Regions from separate parts of the Homo sapiens genome. Here region 1 is linked to region 2. A link is a contact called in ENCODE Hi-C or POLR2A ChIA-PET data. All regions are on one chromosome and are shown on one strand. The core of a region is the stretch at or near the end of the contact, and the rest is flanking DNA. Distances in the headings are between cores, read along the strand shown. Region 1 overlaps LOC105369753 (a long non-coding RNA gene). Region 2 holds the start of ASB8 (ankyrin repeat and SOCS box containing 8).

Region 1 (3,196 bases), core at 583-3,082, 130 kb before region 2:
TAATTGTGAGAAATGTACCATACTAATAATATTAATAATAGAGGAGTTTGCTGTGTGGTATATGGGAACTCTGTATTATCTTTGCTACTTTTCCATAATTTAAAAGTATTCTTAAATAAAAAGTTCATTAAACATACAACTAGAATTTTTTTTTTTTTGAGACAGAGTCTCTCTCTGTCACCCAGGCTGTAGTGCAGCGGCGCAATCTCAGCTCACCCCAACCTCTGCCTCCCGGGTTCAAGCAATTCTCCTGCCTCAGCCTCCTGAGTAGCTTACAGGCATGTGTCACCATGCCTGGCTAATTTTTTTGTATTTTTAGTAGAGATGGGGTTTTGCTGTGTTGGCCAGGCTGGTCTTGAACTCCTGGCCTCAAGTGATCCATCTGCCTTGGCCTCCCAAAGTACTGGGATTACAGACGTGAGTCACCATGCCTGGCCACAACTAGAATCTAATATCTCTATTAGATTAATATAGTATTTTTAATTAATATAGATTACATATATTATATAACTAATATATAATTAATATTATATTAATATAGTATTATATAGAATGTTACATTAAAAATATCTATGGAGTTTATTATATCATATGTATATGTAACTAGTTTATTGAACAATTTCATACAGTGAGGCACAAGTACGAATCGTGAAATGGTTTTATGTTTCTCTAGTTACTGGCACCAACTGTGATATGCCAAATAATCCCTTCTATTGGATAACAGATCTTTTGATGAATATTCCATAACTGCCTGGTTACTTTCAGAGACTTACAGTCTATTCCTATCTTACAGTCAATTCAAAGCTGGTTTCTGAGGCTGAATGCAGTGATCATGCCTGTAATCCCAGCACTTGGTGGGAGGATCATTTGAGGCTAGGAGTTTGAGACCAGTCTGGGCAACATAGTGAGATCCAATCCCTACAAAAAATTAAAAGATTAGCCAAGAGTAGTGGTCCATGCCTGTAGTCCCAGCTACTCAGGAAGCTGATGGTGGAGGATCAGTTGAGCCCAGGAGCTCAAGGAGTGAGTCATGATCATACCACTGCACTCTAGCCTGGGCCACAGAGCAAGACCCTATTTTAAAAAATAAAAATAAAAAATAAAAACAGCTGGTTCCTCTCCTATCCTCCAATGCTTATCAGGTTTGTAATAGCTTAGAGAAGAGGGAAGGCATGATCTTTCATTCACTCTCTCCCTCTCTAGCACCTTCTAGTGGGCGCTTTGGATGGAGAGTGGTCTGTCTCTGAGACGTTGCTTTTCCCTTCATTTTCAACACCCTAACACGTCTGACATCAGGCACTAGAAGGGGAAATTGAAGGGAAGCAGGAGTTTATTATGCAGTAATGTACCTGCTAAAGATAGAAAAGTATTCCTAGTTATCCTTGGACTCAATTTGGTTTTGTTTCCTACTGGTGGCCTCCATGGATGTGGTAATTTCCATATAGATGCTATATATATTTTTCTGGGGTGATACTTGGGTTTAAACTGGTATCCTCCTTTGCCTAAGTCACCCCAACCCAGAGACATGCATTGAAGCCTCTGTTTGGCATCTGCCTTCATGACCCAACTCCCTCTCTAGACAGGATGTTTCCTCTCTATGTGGCTGCCTAGACAACCCTGTTTCCTGTCCTTTTCTTCATCTCATCTTTATGTGAGCTAGGAGACTGGCAGAACTTGTTTTCTGGTCACAATTCTGCTGACCAAAACAGGATCTAGTCCAGATAGGATAAAGTTAAGAAACTAGCCAAAAACCAGCAGATGGTGACTGAAAGCAATCCCTAGCTGCTGTCATTGCTCGTTAGCATAAGACACTCCCACCAGCACCATGACAGTTTACAAATGCCATGGCAGTGACAGGAAGTTACCACCCCTTTCCATGGCAATGACCTGGAAGTTACCACCCCTTTGGTAGAGAGTTCTAAATAATCTACTCCTCAATTTGCATTAAACCACCCCTTAATTTGCATGTAATTGAAAGTGAGTATAAGTGAGTAAAAGTATAGTTGCCAAGAGCCCATGCATTGCTGATTCTGGGCACATGGCCTGTGAGTTAGCCCTGCTTTGCTAGAAGTAGTACCATTTAATAAAATATTGTTGTCTAACACCACCAGCTCATCCTTGAATTCTTCCCTGGGTGAAGCCAAGAACCCTCCTGGGCTAAACTGCAATTTTAGAGCTCCCCTGTCCTGCCTCAAAGCCACTGGCACCACTGAATTCCTCTTTCTCGATCTACTAGGACCTTGGGGATTTGGTGGAGTGCTCCCATAATTTCATCCAAAGCTCATTACCTCATTGCCCCTATTTTCCCATGGGGTCAGGTAACTCCAGCAAGCCTCTCACATTCAGACATTTCAAGACAAAAGCAAGCACACATTTTTAGGTTCAGTTTTGGGGTGACTCTAGTCACCTCAGTAAAATAAAAGTAGTGATGTCTACCTGCAGAAAAAAATGCTGTATAAGTAGCCTCACTTAATGTCTGACATAAGTAATAAGAATACCTCACATTTATTACACCCTTGTAATGTTTTGTTTGGTGGGACAAAACAGGCTGGAAGGGCTGGGCGCGGTGGCTCACACCTGTAGTCCCAGCAATTTGGGAGGTTGAGGCGGGCGGATTGCCTGAGCTCAGGAGTTTGCCACCAGCCTGGGCAACACAATGAAACCTCGTCTGTACTAAAATACAAAAAAAAGTTAGCTGGGTTGTGTGGTGGCGTACACCTGTAATCCCAGCTACTCGGGAGGCTGAGGCAGGAGAATCACTTGAACCCGGGAGGTGGAAGTTGCAGTGAGCCAAGATTGCACCACTGTATTCCAGCCTGGGCGACAGAGTGAGACTCCATCTACAAAAGAAAAATGGGAAGGGGGTGCTGGAAGAACAGATCTGCTCCTAATTTGTATGTCCAAGTCTAATTTAGAACATACACAAAAATCTGTCTCCTGTACAGCTCAAATGGTTTACCCTAGGTCATGTTAAAAACTTTTATTAATTTTTTATCTTTGCTCTACTGATTATGCAAGGCATTCTTGAGTAATAAAAAGCAGAACCTCTTCCACCTTTAGGAATTTATCATACAGAAATAGTTGTTCATCTGTCCCAAGCATATGTGTACAAGATGTTCATTTACTTATAACAGTGAAAATTTCAAAACCTAATTGTTCATCAGTAAGAGAATAGTTTAATAAATTATAATGCACC
Region 2 (2,757 bases), core at 162-2,661:
ATATACTTCAGCATTTCCCAACCAAGAAATTTGAGAGATGTGGTCCAGTGTGGTGACTCATGCCTGTAATCCCAGCACTTTGGGAGGCCGAGGAGGGTGGATCACCTGAGGTCAGGAGTTTGAGACCAGCCTGGCCAACATGGTGAAACCCCATCTCTAATAAAAATACAAAAAAAAAATTAGCCAGGTGTGGTGGCAGGTGACTGTAGTCTCAGTTACTCAGGAGGCTGAGGCAGGAGAATCACTTGAACCCGGAAGGCTGAGGTTGCAGCCAGCCGAGATCACGCCATTGCACTCCAGCCTGGGTGAGAAGAGCGAAACTACATCTCAAAAATAAATAATGATGATGATAATAATAATAATAATAATAATAATAATAAAAACATTGCCAACATTTGCAACTTGGAAAAATTCACTTTTTAAAAAAAATCTGTATTTCAGCTTCTTTTGAAAAATGGACGATCTCACCATGGTGCAGTGGCAGGAAGTGGAGGGCATATTCCTACCTGGCAAAATTCCTTTGAGTCTGGAGCTCAAAGGAGGCCCACTCCTCAGACCAGGTCATGAACTTTCAGTTTACCATCCTCTTACTGATGTACATGATCTGTCTGGGCCTGCTTTAAATCTCTAATTGGTTAGATTTGGTTGCTTAGAACAAGCTCTGGGGAGTAGGTGTGGGGCACTCTGGTTAAACAGGCTACCGGGCAGACCACAACTCTTGCAGTCTGCCTAAATGGGCTGCTGCTTCACTCCTTCCATGCACCACCACCATGTGCTGCTGACTTCAAAATGTTTATGCTTTGCACAGAAAGTCTGTCACTCAGAGGTGTCATCATGTTTTTGTGCGGGAAGTTTCATTAACCCTAATAAGAGTTATAAAGGTCATTTATTCCTCTACATTTAGAATACTACACCTCTTGGGTGGTTGAGTTTGTCTTTGATATGGTTTACTTGAAGGAGGGTGGACATGTACAGGAGGGTTCTAAGGAGCATAGATTCGTTCCACCATTATGAATAATGCTGTAAGTATTTTTGTCAAAGACACTTCCTACTAAGAGTTTAGTCTCCTAAGCAACTGAACCATTGTGGATGGACCCCTGCTGGCCTGGTCCACGCAGGTGCAACCATATAGAATCGGCCCAACACTCAGGGTTCCTGAGCTTTTTTATCCCCGCTGCAGGACCAAGACCCGAACCCTGCGGCTGTGGCCGAGAACGCTGCACTGAGCCTGCGCGCAAAGCCTCTGAGTAAAAGGAGAAAGTAACCCCCTAACTAGGCCTCTGGAGGGCGAAAGCTGCTGCACAAGTCTGCGCAGGCGCGCCCCGCTGACGAACACTCATCAGTGCGCAGGCGCCCATCTTAGTTGGTCTTCTAGTCCGGTAAACAGAGGGCCTGCCCCCGACAGCTTCTGCTTCCGGGTCACGCCTTGACAGCGGCTTTCAACCCCCACCTCAGCCCAGCAATTCGGTGAGTGCGGTCCTTGGAGTGGGTCTACAGCCAGGTTTCCTAACCCAGGGTACCACGCCCAATAACGCTTCCTCTACTCCCTGGTCGAAGTGCTCTAGTTCTCGAGGCTGAGACTTATTTCCGGGCCTTAGAAGGCAGATCGAAGAGGGGGTTGGTCCGCGTCTGAGGCCCCCCAGCGCAAATTGCGTGATTCTCTTTCAGTACCGGACCTACCGGGATTGCTGCGATCTGTTTAGAGCCCGTGCAGAAAGTGACACCGCACGTCCTTGCGTTTCGTGCCCTTGCCCCCCGCCCCCTAGCCTCAGCGAGACAGCTGCCGCGGGCCCTCCCGCAGCAGGTGCGGTGGGGATTACGGGCGCTGCAGGCTCGGCCAAGGTTCTCCCGGGGCGGGAGGGGGCGGGGCCGAGGCCTCCCTCGCATCAGAGCTGTTGTGTCTTCTCTTTTCCAGTTTGCTTTTTTTTTTTTTTTTTTTCAGCTTCTCAGTAAGTGCCCTTTGGTGTTTTCTCTGGATCCCGTAGCAAAAGAAAACGAGGGAGACAGGGCTTTCAGCTCTAGCAGAGGAAAGGGCCTTCCAAGGGGATCAAACCTTACACGGGCTGCTGTCTAGTGAGATCGAATTTAGCTTTCCTTGACCATTCCTGAAGTGAATGCTGTCTGCCCTGAAGTTTCATTCCTTTACCGGGAGCTTCCAGGCAGCAGCAGACCACTGACCATACTCTCAGGAGTTCTTAGCCCAGAGCCCAAGAGCGCCCGGGAAATTAGTTCAGGATTTAGTTTCATCCGATTATCATGGCCCAGAAATGGTTAACAAAACGACTTTATTTATTTATTTTAATTTTTGAATTTTTTTGTAGAGACGATTGGGTTTTGGGGTCGTCTCGCCATGTTGCTCAGGCTGGTCTTGAACTTCCAGGTTCAAGAGTTCCTCCTGCCTTGGCCTCCCAAAGTGCTGGGATTACAGGCAACAGAACCACTTTGGTCCAAGCCTCCTGCTTTAGATGCTCTGTCTTCTGCTGCCATTCTTGGAATTACCAACTCAAATGCACTTGTCTTTTTTTTTCCTTGAAACAAAAAAATTATAAGATACAGATACTTGTCTCAGAGCAGTTTAGTGGCTACTGGAGAGATTAAAACACATGCCAAATCTAAACTATCTAGAAAATGTCATAGAGACATATAAACAAGTGTGTCAGCTTATCCGTGCATGATAACGGGAGAAAAATACCTAATTTGAATTATCGATACATATGAATATTTTTACTTGCATTCTTTTAATGGAATTTACATCTA

What was found. Hi-C counts contacts between places; a loop is a spot of excess contacts on that map. ChIA-PET counts read pairs that join two places held with the same protein, here RNA polymerase II (POLR2A). Pooled maps may share reads with other maps.
Region 1: a pooled map shows a loop between it and region 2 (6-fold over the local background). The contact joins the enhancer-like site here to the promoter of ASB8 in region 2. A Hi-C loop is called at or near these places in 5 of 50 pooled maps. POLR2A ChIA-PET finds 5 or more read pairs at or near these places in 2 of 52 experiments (H1 and activated CD4-positive, alpha-beta T cell).

Annotation. Positions count from the first base shown.
Region 1 is chr12:48,284,892-48,288,087 of GRCh38, reverse strand. The region is part of intron 3 of LOC105369753 (a long non-coding RNA gene); the gene reads left to right. Among named protein-coding and RNA genes, the nearest start is that of H1-7, 42 kb to the left of the region's middle. Within about 2 kb of position 1,832, at least 2 of the 41 ENCODE cell types and tissues checked have a DNase peak (open chromatin) inside an H3K27ac peak, as active enhancers do.
Region 2 is chr12:48,156,169-48,158,925 of GRCh38, reverse strand. ASB8 (ankyrin repeat and SOCS box containing 8) reads left to right here and starts at 1,411. Exons shown (of 4, transcript NM_024095.5): 1 at 1,411-1,467. RefSeq lists enhancers at 1,231-1,450, 1,481-1,530, 1,551-1,600, 1,105-1,627.